Linked DNA regions of Mus musculus: region 1 is linked to region 2. A link is a loop called in an ENCODE intact Hi-C map of the cell type or tissue named here. Cell type or tissue: left cerebral cortex. All regions are shown on one strand.

What was found. Peaks named below come from ENCODE experiments on the same cell type or tissue, not always from the same donor. Only the 100,000 strongest peaks of a DNase experiment are listed, where the experiment ranks them.
Region 1: it touches region 2 in a loop (1.9-fold over the local background); 2 of 42 quality-filtered maps call a loop at or near these places.

Annotation. Positions count from the first base shown.
Region 1 is chr17:88,487,236-88,495,235 of GRCm38, forward strand. It overlaps Foxn2 (forkhead box N2), which reads left to right. Exons shown (of 6, transcript NM_180974.5): 6 at 1-3,298. Among named protein-coding and RNA genes, the nearest start is that of Ppp1r21, 39 kb to the right of the region's middle. In left cerebral cortex, a CTCF peak has its summit at 4,695 (motif pointing right); DNase peaks (open chromatin) are centred at 7,090 and 7,383; H3K4me3 peaks cover 1,009 bases; H3K27ac peaks cover 1,235 bases.
Region 2 is chr17:88,327,068-88,335,067 of GRCm38, forward strand. The region is part of intron 3 of Gm31615 (a long non-coding RNA gene); the gene reads right to left. Among named protein-coding and RNA genes, the nearest start is that of 1700116H05Rik, 23 kb to the left of the region's middle. In left cerebral cortex, a CTCF peak has its summit at 3,257 (motif pointing right); a DNase peak (open chromatin) is centred at 2,885; H3K27ac peaks cover 985 bases.

The DNA.
Region 1 (8,000 bases), 160 kb after region 2:
GTCTTAAACTTACAGGAAAAAAAGTCCCTTTTTTTAATCGGTAAAAAATTGGTAACTCGGACTTTTCATTTTTCTTCCCATTCTGCTATTAACTAGTTACTGGCATCTTTCTCACATGCTTCTCTCCTGACACACTGCAGAAGGGTGGAATGGGGATCTTTTGTCTTTGTTTTCAGGTTACTCTTTGTTACAGCATGAGCATAGCCTTTTGAATTGGAAAGATCCTAGATGCCTAGAAGGTTCTCTGGTTTGTAGAGAATATAACTGCTCTAAGGATTAGGAAAGGCCATTTGGGGATGTGGCCATCTTAAGACTAATTCCTCCTGCAATAGTTATCTTTGAAATGTTTTTACCTCGCAGTTAATGCATAGCTTCACTGGGGCCTTTACCTTTTCCCAGAATACTCTGCAAGTGTTTAAGTTTTAGCTGCTAGCTGTCTTAGTTAAGTAAGAATTGTCTGATGAGAGGATACAGCCAGAGCGTGTCATGGAATGACAGTCATCGTGACACACTTGTACCGAAAGAGATCCTTGCATTTGTTTTCTCAGCGTACTGTAATGAAGATGTGTTATGACATCATAAGTAAAGGAAAGTCATCGAGGGCAAGACTCTCCAAACTTTGTATAATTGAAATTAAATGTGTAATGAATTAGATTTAAAACATTATTAAATGTTCCCATTAAGGAAAATACAGAGATAAATATCTTCAGGGATTTCAAAATATATGTAAAAATTGGATCTTACACAAAACTCTTTGAGAAGGCAATGTAATACCTGTATGTGCCATTAATCCACGCTAAAAGATTTTTTTATACTACTATTTCAAAAGTGCATTGGCTAAGATATTTTAAGTATTTGAATGGAACTGCTTATATAAGTCAGTTTTCATATCACTTACAGTTTGATTATAGTATTTAGAGCAGGGATACTAATACTATAACTCACATATATATTTTTTTACAGTGGTGAGAGAAACTTTGGGAAAGTTTAGTCTTATTTCATGATACGTCCTGTATTCTAGACAGCAACCTTTGAATTTTTCTCATTTATATGGATATATATACACTTGCTATATGCAACATACATAGGCTCAGGTTAGTTTCCTGCTTTCAAATGTTTTTATGACTATGGACTTTTTTAAAGAGACAAATGTTTTTATTTTTACTTCTAATTTCTTTCTGGGCAATACTGTCAAATGAGAAGAAAAACAGAAGCCCTGTTTCTTAATTGACACCACTTAAGCTATAACAGTATTGATATACTCCCGTTTCCATGTTAGTTGTAATTAAATCTGGATAGCCGACTTAATGGAATTGGTGCTACTAAAATATAGACATTTTTCTTTTATTGATAATGCAGGATGAAGAATTTGGAATTTTTCTAATTCATAAATGTCATCTTTCTAGAAAACAGTTAAATGAAGTTAGTTTTTACTGCAGTGAATAAAACACCAAGCAGAAGTGTGAAGTGTGGTCTTATCGTGGTACAAGTCTTAAAGAGATGGTAGAGTTCAGTGGATAGCAGGGAATTGTGAAGCAGGTCACCACGCCCTTCTGGGTGGACCTGTCACAGGGTCACCACATTCCGTGCTTCACCAGCAGTATGTCTCTCAAGGCCCTGTGCAGCGGGCATGTTGTTCTGCAAATGGAGGAAAATGGTCTGAAGTAGGAGGAAAGAGTTGTTCTCAGCTCCAAGAGAAAGACCTCTCCAGAATTCGTGTTTAGGCAGTAACTTAAATTCCTTTCCCTCCTCCTTCAAATGGCCTCTTACTTAAAGCAACAGCCATTAGCAAGGATGATGCATGCCCGTGCACTCAAGACTAATAAGCAGTGTTCTCTAACACCTTGCACTTGGCTCTCTTACAAGGATTCGATTTCTCACTTTTCATTTGCTGCTGTGTCTAAGCATCCTCCTTCAAGGGGAGAGAGAGCCTTTGAGATCTGGTCCCTTGTGATGTTCTTAGAGACAGATTATGCTCCTGTTTGGTGTGCTCAGATTGAAGCCTGGCTTGGAACCATCCAGGCGACGAATTGTATGGGCTAGAAATTCCCAATAGATAACAAGCTTTGTGTATGAAGTAAACACGGCTTAGAAATCCAGGGACAGCCCAGGTCTCAGTGATTTAAAGCTGGTGTTGGCTAAGGTATACTCTGCCTTACACCGAAACAAGAATTTGGTTGGAACGAATTCCATTTCTAAGGGATGCCTAAAAGAAGTTGTGTCCTACTTAGCACTGTTAGCTTCATTTTCCACTTTGCCAAGAGAATCAGTGTTTCTTGAGTATGACTTTGAAATTTGTGCAATATATTACTAAAATAGTTGATTTTTTTTTTTTTTTTTTTTTGCTTTCAAATTTAGAACGAAACATTGCCTAGATCAGTAGAAAAGCAAGGGGTGTGTCACCCCCTTTCCTTGGAGCCTTTTCTGCTCTCATAGCCAGCTCTACTTCTCTTGACTGGGATTCCTTTGTACATTGTAAAGTTGAGCATATGTTCTCAGTGCTTTCTGAGGCATTATGTAAAGGGTTCATACTAGATGGTCAGTTAGATACATGTTAGCATTAGCGTAGTTCAAAGCTGGAGCAGGCGTTGAGGGAATGCTTGTGTCTTGTAGACTGGAGGCCTTTTCAGTAGCTTAGGCTGTTGTCCCAGATGGACAGCAGCTTAATGCCTTTTGAAAACTATATAAAGCGACTTTTGAGGCTTTCAGGTTTACATGTATGTCGTAGGTATTTTTTTTTAATTTTGAAATGTTTAAGTTTTAATTAAAGTTTACTCCAGTATGTTAATGATGTAGTCAAATATTTATTGAAAGGCAAAATAGAATATTTTAATGTTATCCCTGCCATTTTTCAAGAATATTCTTTGCATCTAACTGCCAGTGCCATTGTCAAACTTGTTTTCAAAATTGTTGTACTTTTTTATTAAACAGAGTGCTTAATTTTAAAGTATTATGTTGCCATCATATAGTGTATAAAATGTAAAATTGCCAATTCATTGTACCTATTATTTATTTTTAAACTAAAGTATAAGAATACCTTTTGATTGAAGAAATTTGTTATTAAATTGTTTTTTTTCTGATGTAGCATAAAATCTTCTGAGTTTAACTGCCAATAGATGACCAGCCACAAGTGAACCACTTCTCAGTTGCCAGCCTTGCTTATAGCAGAAGCAACTTACAAACATTTAGTTTTTGTATCTAATCTCTGACTATTAAAATGTTTATAAAGTTTATTTTTACCAAAGAGATGCAATTCATTATGATAAAGTTGCAGAATAAATGTCGTTTTATAACACTTTGTGCTTTGTTATTTGTGAGTTTTTAAGTGTTATATATTTTGACCTTTAAGTAGTTTGTGTGTGTGCATGCATTCACACGCCGGTGAGTGTAAAAATTAGGACAGCTTTGGGGAGTTGGTTTTCTCATTTCACCGTGGCTTTGGGGGATGGATCTCAGTTTGTGGCAAGTGCTTTTGCCAGATGAGCAGATGGTGAACCCCTAGCTTATTTATTTGTTTTTTGTGTCAGGGTCCCACTATGTAGCCCTAGCGACTGACGAACTCCAAATCTTCCTGCAGCAGCCACGTCAAAGCTTGGCTTACGGGCTATCGCCGTTCCTCTAGGCTGAAGTTTTGTTACTTTGTGTGTGTGTGTGTGTGTGTGTGTGTGTGTGTGTACACGTGAGTGAGAGTGAGATTGTTGGCATTTGTATGAGGATGTAGGAGAACTAGAGGTCTTGAATAATTACAAATGGTTACTTTGAAAAGCAATGTGAACATGACTCAAGAAAATAAAAATAAGGTTATTATGTGATCCAGTTCGAGCCCTGTGGCACATACTCAAGAGTGTGGAAGGATGGAAGGCACCCTTCGCTAGCCTGATCAACGCCGTTTGGCCACTCTGAGTCTTCTATTACTGCCCGCTTTCCTTTATGAAAGAGCTGAGTTGCTCTTCAGCTTCCTGGCAAGCCTAACAAGATGACAGGAATCACAGCGATGCTTTTCCGCAGAGCAAGACTTTCTATCCCATAGGAACCAGCTTGTTCTCAGTGATGACAGTAATACCGACTTTGACAGATTCCCCTTGCAGAAGTAGACCAAGATGAGTGATCGATCACTCGCTGAGCAAAATCACACACTCCCGCGGAGTACCTGCTCCAGCTCCCTTCACTTCTCGTTCTGTAAGATCTCAACGTCAGCAGCTTGAAGACAGACTTGGGAGGGTGTCACTAAACCCATTTCCCTGTTTTTTCCTAATCTGACCACATTGTGCCTTTAATGTCTGATGTAGGTAAGGGTCATCTGTTGAGACTTGCAAAACCAGGGCTTCTGCCCTAAAACCCTGGCAACATTGACGGTGACACTACTCAACAGAACCACGTCTAGATGACAGCACGTCGTCCATCAGAAGGTGAGTAAAGGGAAAAGGGGAGATGCACAGCAGAACATTCGTCCTTAAAAGGTAGGACACGGGACAATGTGAAGTCGGGCCACGTTGAAACAGAAACCAGAAAGGCAGTTGTCTAGGGCCAGGGTCTGTCTGAGGGTCACAGGAGGGTGAAAGAACAAAATGTACAGAAAGAAGAAAGCTGTCTGGAATTCTGCTCTGTTCCCTATTTTTAGCATTTTTTAAAAAAATATTTTGTATGTATGGATGTTTTGCATGCATGTACATCTATGCACCACATGCATGCATTGCCCAAGGAAGCCAGAAGAGGGCTTCAAACCATTGGAGTTACAAACTTGCCATGTGGCCATGAAGACTAGAACTCACATCCTGTGGAAGTACACACTCAGCTGCTGAGCCATCTCTCCAGCCCTTCTACGCTCTTTTTTAAAGGTTGATTTTATGTTAAGTGTATGAGTGTTTGTATGAATGTACACTGTGGGCCTCCTCACGCTGGTGGATGGTCTACCAATTCAGTCCTCAAAGGCAAGGGGAGCAGAAACAGTGAGGTAGGTAGGGATAGGGATAGGTTTGGAAACCCTGCGAGTACGTATGGGAAATGGCCATACTTGGGACCCCTTGTCAGAATGACCACACTGCGACTGCTTGTCAGGAGGCAGATCAACTTTACTTAGGGTGATTGAAGGCTCATAAGGTTTTGGGGGACTGAGGGTAGGGACATCCAGGATGGACAAAGGTCACTTGTTGGCTGGGGGCTTAGGGTACCTGGAATACCTCTTCAGCATGGGGAAGCAATTGAGGGAATCTCAGGGGCTCGATGAACAGGTTTTGTCAGGAGAAAGGAAATTGATCTCATAAACTAATTGAGGCAACGTGACATTCCTCAGGTAGAGGCTAGTGTAGGGGCTTAGAATTCCCTGGACAAGGTCAGAGAAGGAGAAGCCCTGCTGACCGGAAGGGAGTCTCCCATATTTCACCAAGCTCAAAGGCTATCCAGTCATAGTGGACTTAAGCGTATGTTATCAGTTTTCCCACAGTATACCACAAGCATTCCTGGTGCGTGGGGATCCAAAGAGGGTCAGATAGATGCCTTAGCATGGGAGGTAAGGATGGTTGTGAGCCACTTCCTCTCTCTGGTCCTGGGAACTGAAGCCTCGTCTTCTGGGAGAGAGCAGGTGTTCTTAACCTCTGCGCCATCTTTCCAGTCCCTGTCTTCATTTTTTCTAAGACTTGTTATTTCTGTATGTGTATTCTTCTCTACACAGATGTGCATATGGCTGCTCACTGCAGGGCAGGAGAGGGCTTTGGACCCTTGGAATGAGTTACCTGGTGTTTTGTGAGCTAGGAGCTGGCAAGTAAACCAGGGACCTCAGACAGCAGTAGGTGGTGTTAACTGCCAAGACCTCTCTCCATCTCCCAATCTGAATGACTTTTTGAGGGTTAGGGAGGGTTGTTTGGGTCGTTCTATTGTTTGATCGTTTTTTGGTTTGGTCTGGTTTGGTTTTTCAAGACCTAATGTTTCTGTGTAGTCCTCGCTGTCTTGGAACCCACTCTGTAGACCAGGCTGGCCTCTAACTCACAGAGATCCTCCTGCCTCTGCCTTCAGAGCACTGAGATAAAAGGAATGCAGCACAGCTACCTGCGATCTGATTTTTAAAGGAAATTTTATGAATTTTTTTCCTAAAAATGCTTGATAATTCTAAGTATATTCCTGTGTCCTGGCTTCTGTGTAAATGCTCTTTCCCTGGTTTTAGATGAATGTCCTCAGGACTAGCTTTAATTCTCATTAAGAACAAGCTGGTTATTCAAGCAAGAAATAGTGATGTTCAGCTACTTACAGCCAGCTTTGGGTAGAGCGGAGTGTCGTCCTCTCGGGTTTCAACCGACAACATGCACTTCATTATTCGTGGATGTTATAATCGGGACTGTAGAGAATATATCATACCCACCCCCACCCCTCCGCCCCGTGTCTCTGTCTCTGTCTCTCTAGTTGCTTACAAAACGGAATTTGTTCTCTTCAGTTTCCCATGGGGGTCTGCCTTTGTTACAGCTCAACTAAGCTTCCTATGGAGTTGTCGCTTCTGAAATAGAGCATTAATTGGAAGCAATTATCCAATTATACCAGCAGTGACAATGCTGTATACTAAATATTTACCAAGAAGAGAGAGCGTTTAACTTAGGACTTAATTCAGCAGCCAAGCACAATGAGGCTGCAAGAAACCCTGCAATCGCACAGTGTCTTCAGTAGCTGAAATACGCGTGTGTTTGGTGTACCTGGTGTGAGTTGCAGAATAAAATAAGGAGTGTAAGGCTCGGTTCTCAGAGCAGCACCAACATTCGAGATGTCATATGCAGAAGTAATCAAAGAGCTGTGTTTCTTATCTAAACAGTGTGAGATGTGTCCAACTGCTTGGTTTTAGAAGTAGGTAGGTCTTTCACTTTAATCACTATTTTTCCCTGGCGTTCCTCCTTAGATGCCTCCTGTGTGTGCCCTGAGCTGTATTCTGAAGCCAGCCTTGAGGTGGATGCTTCGGAAGCACTTTAGACACTTCTCACATAAGCACCGAGGAGAGCTGCCTCTCACAGGACTCTGCGCTGCGCCCCAGGGCTGCGATAATGAGCTGCAGGCAGTCATTTGCTGCCTGTGATCTGCAGCTCCCCGAGTGCTGGCCAAGGCCTTGGCAGGGACCGTGTTGGCTGGGCTACTAGCATTGATTAAATGGGTGTAAAGAGAATCCACATGATCTTAAGGAATATTTTTATGGGCAAAAATCCATCAGCAACACCTACAACACTAACACTCCGAGAAATGTCCATTTGAGAGGAGAATGCCCAAGCGTGTGTTAGCTCAGTGTGAAAGACACTAAAACAAAGGAATCTGAACGTGCTGCCACCAGCTCGTGGGTCATCTGATTGGGGTTGTCTTGACAAAGCAATGCATTTCTTCTGCTATGATGTCACCTTTGTCCAATCATAACCTCCTTTATGAGAGGAGAGGATAACTCTGGAGACAAGGTGAATGACAGCAGGGAGCCGCGCAGCAGTCACTAGGCAACAAGAACCAGCCTTCAGTGAATGAGAATTCTAAAGCGTTTAACCCTTATGCTGGCTGATGCTGGACTGGTGGGAACCTCAGCACAGAAGCCAGTAGGAAATGCGACTGTCTGTCCGTCTCCAAGAAACAAAGGGGGTGGTGGTGTGGGATTCCCTCCTCGGTCTGAGACGGTTAGGACCTCCTTGATGTTTTCTCATAGCTCTTCCTTCGGTTGTTCTGCCTAAGCAGGCTGCACGGATCACAAAAGGCATGTCACAAAGGGGAATGTCTCTGAGGTCAGCCCGCACCCCCTCAGTGTAGGCTACGGTTATGGCAGTGTGGAGACAGATGGATGTCTGTCCAGTGCACTGCTTGCTTCATGAGGTACGCTGAGCAGTTTGTCCACCTGGGACAGGTGCTCTTCTTCCTCGCTTGCACAGAATTGCTGCCTGGACATGTGGGGTGAAGCCCACAAGAAAGCACTCACTCTCTCTCTCTCTCTCTCTCTCACTAACTAAACAAAAGTTCTACAAAATTGCCCCTCCTCCTTCCTGAATTTA
Region 2 (8,000 bases):
GTCCAGGGCTGCTTGGCTACTCAATAGCAGATAAGACACGAGAGCCCCTGTACTCCAAGGCCCAATTTAGGACTCCGTTCACTGCACACCAAGCCTCTTTGTTTGGTTTCAGTGGGAGTGCACGTTCCAAGACATTGCATGTATGACTGAGGTTCAGGATCTAGCCATCCATGGAGAGAGTTGTCCACCAGCTCCCTGAACTCACTACTTATGGTCGTCAGAGTGTTTAGATCTTGTCTCCTATCCTAGATTAGATTTTGGTTAGGGTTATACATCTTTAATGGAAGCAGACAAAGGAATAGATAGGACAAGGTTGATGGTTAGAGACAGAGAATACACTTCCTCATAGGATGAGCTCTGTGGTTCTTCAGCCTCAGTTCCATGTGAAGGCAGCATCCATCTCGCTCAGCCTTGGTTATTACTACACTCAAGTATGTTTGGGGGCTCCCAGTGACAGGAAGACACTTTTGAGACCAAGTGGGAGACAGCAGGGATGGTGTTATAGGTGGAGCTATTGGCGGAATGTTCTCTGGATGTGTGTGTCTGAAGAGACAATGGACGGTGGGCAGCCTGGATGGTCAGCAGGATGGCCAAAAGAAAGTTTAGAAATGACCAGGGACAATGGAAGTCCTGTGCGTGGGATTGGGTGGAGGTCACCAGCCTTTCACCATTCTCCTTTGTGTCACACAATGCGGTGGCTAAAACAGCTGCTTTGAGATGGCTCTGTTTCCCTAGAGATATTCTGAGCTATAACTGTAGATCCCCACCTTAGATTTGTGCTCTCTCCTCTCATGCTCTAGACCCGTGAAAGGGTCATAACCTCTGACCCTTTCACAGGGGTCGCCTAAGACCATCAGCGAGCACAGATATTTACACTATGAGTCACAATGGCAGCCACGCTACAGTTATACGGCAGCAACAGAAATGTGATAGTTGGGGCCAGCAGAGCATGAGGGATGCATTAAAGGGGTGCAGCGTGAGGAGAGTTGAGAGCCGCTGCTCTAAGTGATCAATTAAAAGTCAATCAATCCCCAGTCAATGTGCAGCGTGGCTTTGCAGAGTTGATGGAGGATGTCTGCTGTGGCCCTTGTGAATTGGGAGCATTTATACCAAACTGATTTTTAGCTAAATTAGATCTACAAATCTGACGGGGGCGGGGGGGGCATTTCCCCTTTGATAATAACTTTTTTTGTAAATTGTATTAATTTTGCCTTTGCCTTGGACTGCAGTAATGGAGCTACAAGCTTTCTTTTTAGGCTTCAATAGCAATGCCTCCATTGTTGGTTTTTTTTTTTTTTTTTTTTTTTTTGTTGTTTTTAAATTCATGTTCCTGGCAATTAAGCACTATTCCAAAACATAAAAACAATTTCCTCCTTTTCAAATCATTGGGCAAGGAGTTTCACATGAAAGCTGCTGTTACCCAAAATAGGATCTTGTAAAATAAATGAAGAGCAATCTCTATTCATGAGATCAGCTCTGCCCACCCTGCCTCTTTCTTCCCACCTATCTCTAAGAAAATTCTGAGGCATAGCAGTGTACACCTGAAATATCAGCACTTGAGAGGCAGAGGCAACAAGTTCCAGGCCGATCAGCCTCTGGTCTACACAGCAAGTGACATTTCATTCAGGGCAAAGGAAACTCCACCTCAAAGACCAAATAAGAAAAACAAAAACAAATTAAGTCCCTTCCCTTGGATTACTTTTAATTGAAAGAGAAAAAAAAAATGTGTGGATGATTTTGTTTATAAATGCTAAAATGAAGTCTACAGGAAAAGCTAAAGAAATTAAATAACCACGACCTTCTCTTCATACAAAGAGCAGTGAGCCATGCGGGGTGGGGGTGGGAGGAAATGGGGGTGGGGGCATAGGCTGGCCGCTCTGAGCGCATCCTTTCCAGCTCTAGCCAGCTTGCCTTACTGTGAAGCTGTGTGGGCCTGGCCTTCCCTCTCCCCAGGCTCTTTCTTGCCTTTTGTTCCCCTCAGCTACTCCAATCCTGCTGCTGCTCTCTGTAGGAAACCGTACTGACCTGGAGGTCAGATTGACCCGGTTAAAATCTACAAGATAGACCACATGAAATTACTCTTTTTATATACGGAAGATGGTCAAACATTGGCAGTTTCACGTAGTTTATCCTAATATCAACATGTCATCATCTCTAAGGAAACATATTTTAAACGCGTTGTTACAGCGGCACGTGCTAACAACCATTTACAGCGATAGGGCTTCAGTTCTGAGGGGCAGCCGTGACGTCCTGTTCTGGGTTAGTCTGACAAGGTTTCTGAGGCACTGCTTGTCTGTTGGAAATACCTGGAAAAGGCAGGTCCCAGGGCAGAGGAACAGACATGTGGAAAGATATAGGGGAAATTGGCAGGGGCAGGATAGCGTCAAAACAGCCAAATTTGGAGAGGGATGGGGAGGGCGCATAGGAAGGGGAGGGTAGCCTTGCCCCGAAGCAGGTGCTGAAGAACAGACATTTTGGTGGGAACCTTCTAAACTATGTGTTCAGAGAAGTCCTGACTGGAGAGAGAAAGATGGTGTGGAGAGGGGGTGGGGATGGGAAGTGGGGAAGGTGGGGAAGGAGGGTGGGTGGGAGGGGAATGACAAAAGGAAGGTAGGGAAGAAGCTAGGGTTTATAACGTGAATAAGACCCTCCCCGTGGAAGCAAGGGATTCCAGCCTAGCTTTATCCCTAAACATCTGCCTCTGGCAGTGCCACATGGGTGGGGTGGGCAATGCTGAAAAGCAGGGGCATCCCAGCAGACGGCGGGAGGCTACTGTGGAATCTTAGGCCGGCCAGTGACATCAGATGTGCCTACGAGCAAAGCACCCAACAGCTGTCTGGAAGATGGGTCAAAGAAGCTTGTGATAGCTGGCAGAGACCCAACAAGCGAGCTATTTTAGTCAGACCGAAGAAGCCGAGTTTGAAAGGGCAGAATTCCTGAGCGCAGATCTGAGCCAGTCTCACTGAGCAAAAGGCTCCAAGGACTGTACCCCAGGAGGTCTGATTTTCTCTTCTCTAAGTAGGCCAAGCATAACCATCCCTCACTCCTGTTTTTCCCTATTGTAAATCTCGGGTTCCCTTTGATAGATCAGTGCTCTGAAGACCTTGAGTTCCCTTCCTCAGTCCTCCCTTGACTGACCAGAGATCACCTTCTTTTCTTAAAAGACAAATCCTTTGGCGGAGGTGAGGGTAAGATTTATTTAGTATAGCTTATGCATATGGCAGTGACAACTGTCATGTGCATGCAGTACCTGTGGAGGCCAGAAGAGGGCACTGGATCTTTTGAACTGGAGTCACAGATGGTTATGAGCCACCATGTGGGTGCTAGAAACCAAGCCCAAGTCCTTTGCAACAAGTGCTCTTAACCCCTGAGCCATCTCTCCAGCCTTCCATAACCTTAAGCCCTGACATATCAGGCCTTTTCCTCCAAACTTTGAGTCATGGCTTCCATCTTTCCACCACGGCTGTGCCTCTCAGCTACCTGCCCCGAGAGTCAGCGACTATCATCTTCTCTGTGCCCCACACATGTGCTAAGCACTGTGTGTCAGGTTTTGTAATCACTTCTAGTGGATGTGTGTATCACCAGCCTTTAGCTCCCTGAGGCTAACACCACGTTTTCTGCCACCGTTGACCTAGTAGCTCACAGGGTCTCAGAGCAGACACACAGGTCAACTAACTTGAACTGAATTCTTCCCTTCCCAGGCACAAGATCATGTTATCCTAACTGCTTGGCTGTGCCTGTCTTGTTAGAACCTAGCCAAGTATACCTCTTGTATATCTTCTGTGTTAATGCAAAAAACACATCTCTTATCTCTACATCAAAGGGAACAAGGGAGAGCTTGTTCTCCAACCAAATACGGTGACACAGCCCGGGGACATGGATTCAGGTTGCCTGAAATAACGTTCTTCCAACACTGAGCTAATTATGTGAATTTTCTGTTTTTCTAGTATGTCTTAGGTAGGGTTTCTGTTGCAGTAATGAAACACCATAACCAAAGCAACTTGGGGGAAGAAAGGGTTTATGTCGTTTACACTTCCACATCAGAGTTCATTATTGAAGTAAATCAGGACAGGAATTCAAACAGGACAGGAACCGTGAGGCAGGAGCCATGAAAGAGTGCTGCTTACTGGCTTGCTCTCCATGGCTTGCTCAGTTTGCTTTCTTATAGAACCCAGAACCACCAGCCTAAGGGATGACACTGCCCACAGTGGGCTGGGCCCACCCCCATTCATCACTAATTAAGGGATGAATTCCTTCTGTCCCATTTTCTCCCTCATCACTTGCAGCCAATCAAGAAGTTCTATCATCTCTTCCCTTAAAATGTCCCACCCTCATATGTGTTGTCCCCTGGCTGGCTGTGTTGCCATTTGCATAGATCAGAATCTCAGCCCCTTAGCCTGCTCAAGGGACCTCACAGTCCACCACTGTGTTCTGCGATGTGGATGCTGCCCAGTTCTCTGCTCGCCAAGCTCACATATGCTGGTTCACCACACAGCATTCTGACCACAAGTCTACAAACCCATTTTATCTTACAAGTTACTCTTTAGCTGGTTCAGACCACCCTGAGTCTTTTAATATTTAGCTTCATGCTATACCATGTGGTGGCTGCTGCTTCCTCCTCCTTCTCCTCCTCCTCCTCCTCCTCCTCCTCTTCCTCCTCCTCCTCCTCCTCCTCCTCCTCCTCCTCCTCCTCCTCCTCCTCCTCCTCCTCCTCCTCCTCCTCTTCTTCTTCTTCTTCTTCTTCTTCTTCTTCTTCTTCTTTTTGGTTTTTTGAGACAGGGTTTCTCTGTATAGCCCTGGCTGTCCTGGAACTCACTTTGTAGACGAGGCTGGCCTTGAACTCAGAAATCTGCCTGCCTCTGCCTCCCGAGTGCTGGGATTAAAGGCGAGCGCCACCACGCCTAGCCCACGTGGCTTCTTAACTGCTTTATATTTCAAGCATCCATGCAAGTCTTTAAGTTTCCAGAAGAGGAAAAACTATCACCTGTTTCCCCTTTATATCACTCAGTGCCTGTTTAGCACATACTTGGCAAATTTAGACTCAGTTATACATCTATTCCAGTCTCCTCAGCTGATGAGAGAGAACGAGAGAGCACATAGGGTTTTGGAATATTAGATGAGATAATATGTGTGTGTGTGGGGGGGTGGCAAATCTTAAAAAATGGCATGCCATGAAAAAAGAAGTCAATTAAGTTCCTATTGTTACAAATCCTATAGTGATAAATAATTGGAAGGCAGTACAGATGGATAAAACATGGCTTCCTTTCTTATAAAAATCTGAGCAGCTAACCTTGAAAACATCATCAGAACATTATGTTGACCTGTGGAGAAGCTGGGGATATATGCCTGTCCAAGGTCTATGTTAACCCTGGAAACGCTGGTTCTTCAGTGGTAAAAGGAAGAAAACCCATTAAAGGAGCAGCCTAGGGGGGAGTTTCTCAGCTTCCTCCTGCTGTTTCAGGGCTTAACTGAAGTCCTGACTGGAACCATCCCAAAGGCTGGATGAACTGAGGTCATTGGGATTAGCAGCCATTCCTGAAGCTGTTCTGTGAGCAAGTCTCTGAGGCAGGGTAAGGTAGGGGCTGGAACAGCAGCAGGTCACCTCAGCGTCCCTAAGGGTGAGGCCTGTCAGAGCTGCACTTTTGGTGTTTCATTCTGTAACACATGAACCTTACAACCAATATTTAGTTCAATAAAGATATTTATATGGAATGTGCAAGGTGCAGAGATCAGTTAAAGATGGATTTTGCTCCTGTTTGAGCAGGTGACAGACAACTGCCTGTTTTATGAGTTACTTTGATCAATAACCAAATTGTAGTAAATCTTCATTCGTGCCATTTGAAAGGATGACATGAGGAATTGTGAGGAATTTGTAACCAACAAGATTTATAGGTTATGTATAACTGAAGTTTTGGCTAGAGACATTTTTATGTCTCAGTCAGTTTCAGGGCTGCTCCCATGTAGAGCAATCAGAAATCATGTTATCTATCCTGTTTGGTCTTCTTGATTTTTTTTTCCTTCCCGTCTGTAGCCAAGATCTCCATGGGGTCTTCCCTTATCATGTCTAATTCATATTACTTTGGAAGGGATCCAAAACCTTTTCATCTTTCCTGTTGACACAAAAAGTAGAGCCTTGCTCTCAAAATAGCATGTCCTTGATCTAGCAACCCGATATAATCAAAAATTTAGGTTGGTTTAACTTAGCAGCCTCGTTTTTGGTTAGGCCTGGCTTGCTTTGACTCCTCTTCCAGAGAATCGGTAACACCATTAATACCACAGAGCTTACAACCACCTTAATTTTGATAATTAAAACAACTCAAAACAATTAAAACAATTTAAAACAACGATTATTTATTGAGATTGAGTGTCTCTTTATCTATGTCCATATCTTTGTTTCATACATTTGAGATAAAAGGCCTGGATTTATTTATTCATGCATGTACACTTAAAAACATGTAAAGCAATTATCATTATTTCTCATTTCTATCCTTCAAACGATTAAAGCAATTTTTATTTATTACTCCCTTCTATGGAGATTAATATCTCTTTAAAACAATGGTTACGTAAAACACTTAAAGCTGTGGCCATTGTTTCTTCCTTTGATATGCCTTAGGCACCGCAATAGCTGGACAACTGTCTACCCTCCGCGTCCTTAGAATCCTCTTTCCCACCAATAACTCCGATTTACTACTTAACTAAGTTCTGTGTTCCGCCTGGGCTGCTCTTAAGTCCAGTTGGCCTTGGCCAGCTGGCATGGCCACGTTTGTATGGCTCAGCTACCACACTATGGCTCTCCTCCCTCCTGCACGTTCCTCTCTTCCCTAGCGACTCCTTTCTGCTTCTCCTCCTTGTGGTCTCTAGCCTAGGGAAACCTAAACCCCACCTATGCATCTCCTCCCCAGCTATTGGAGCTGCTGGCATCTTTATTTACCAATCAGAATTAACTGAGGGCAGGGTCCCTCAGTGCAGACTCTCTCATCTTTGGGGCAAACAGCTTGGGGGGGGCAATTAGCATTAGAATACAAGCAGCATTAGGCCAACCCACTACATCCTCCTGTTTCTGAGTCTGTTTGCCTGTTGAGCATGCCTAACACTCTTGACACATACATGGGGACGCACAGGTCAGGCAGTGGGTCAGAGAGGTAAGCCTGCTTTCTGGTGAGGCTTGACATCACTAGAACTAGTCCCAGCTAGTTGAGGGGCTGGAAGTCCTCAGCGCCTTCAGAACCATATCATGACTTCATGTTTGCTATTAAGAAACAACCTACCAGTGCTAGCTGGTTGGGCAAAAAGGGAGAGGCTCTCTCTCTGAAGGCTACAGAATCCTCATTGCTCTCTATTAGCAAGTGACTGTGCTTGTCATTTTTAGTATGTTCCATATACCAAGCACTGTGATATTCTTAAAATAACCTGGTAAACTTTCCAATACATACCTTGATTCAATGGGAAGTTACAAGCACCAGGATTAGGTATTGTGTCTCTGGTCACACAGATAATTCATAATAAGCTCATATCCAAATGTAGGCTCATACTGCCCCACAGGCCTGGGAGCACTTCCTTCTGCTTCATGGGCCTGGGAGCACTTCCTTCTACCCGAGGCTTCAGAAGAACCCCCACAAACATGGCCTTGGCTCCCCACTCCTCTGTCCAGTTCTTGAAGCTGTGGTTCACATCATTGTTGAGGGTCTAATAACTAAATGTAGGGGCTGCGGAAATTTGGTGACAGATTCTCAAATGTTCAGCGAGCAAAACTGGATTCAAATACATGCTGAGCCTGAGGTGTCTCTGGCAGTGCTCGCCCATGCTGTGTCCTTGAGTTCACTGCAGCCTTGGTTCTAAACGCACAATACGCATTCAGTGCACATGCACACAGTATGCACGCTGTGAACTGCCCATTGCTGTCACCTCAAGAACATCTGGGCTTCCCAAAACACCTCACTCGGAGTCAAAACTACCACATGTCATGAACTGCAGTGTTTTTAAAAAGGTTTATTTTACTT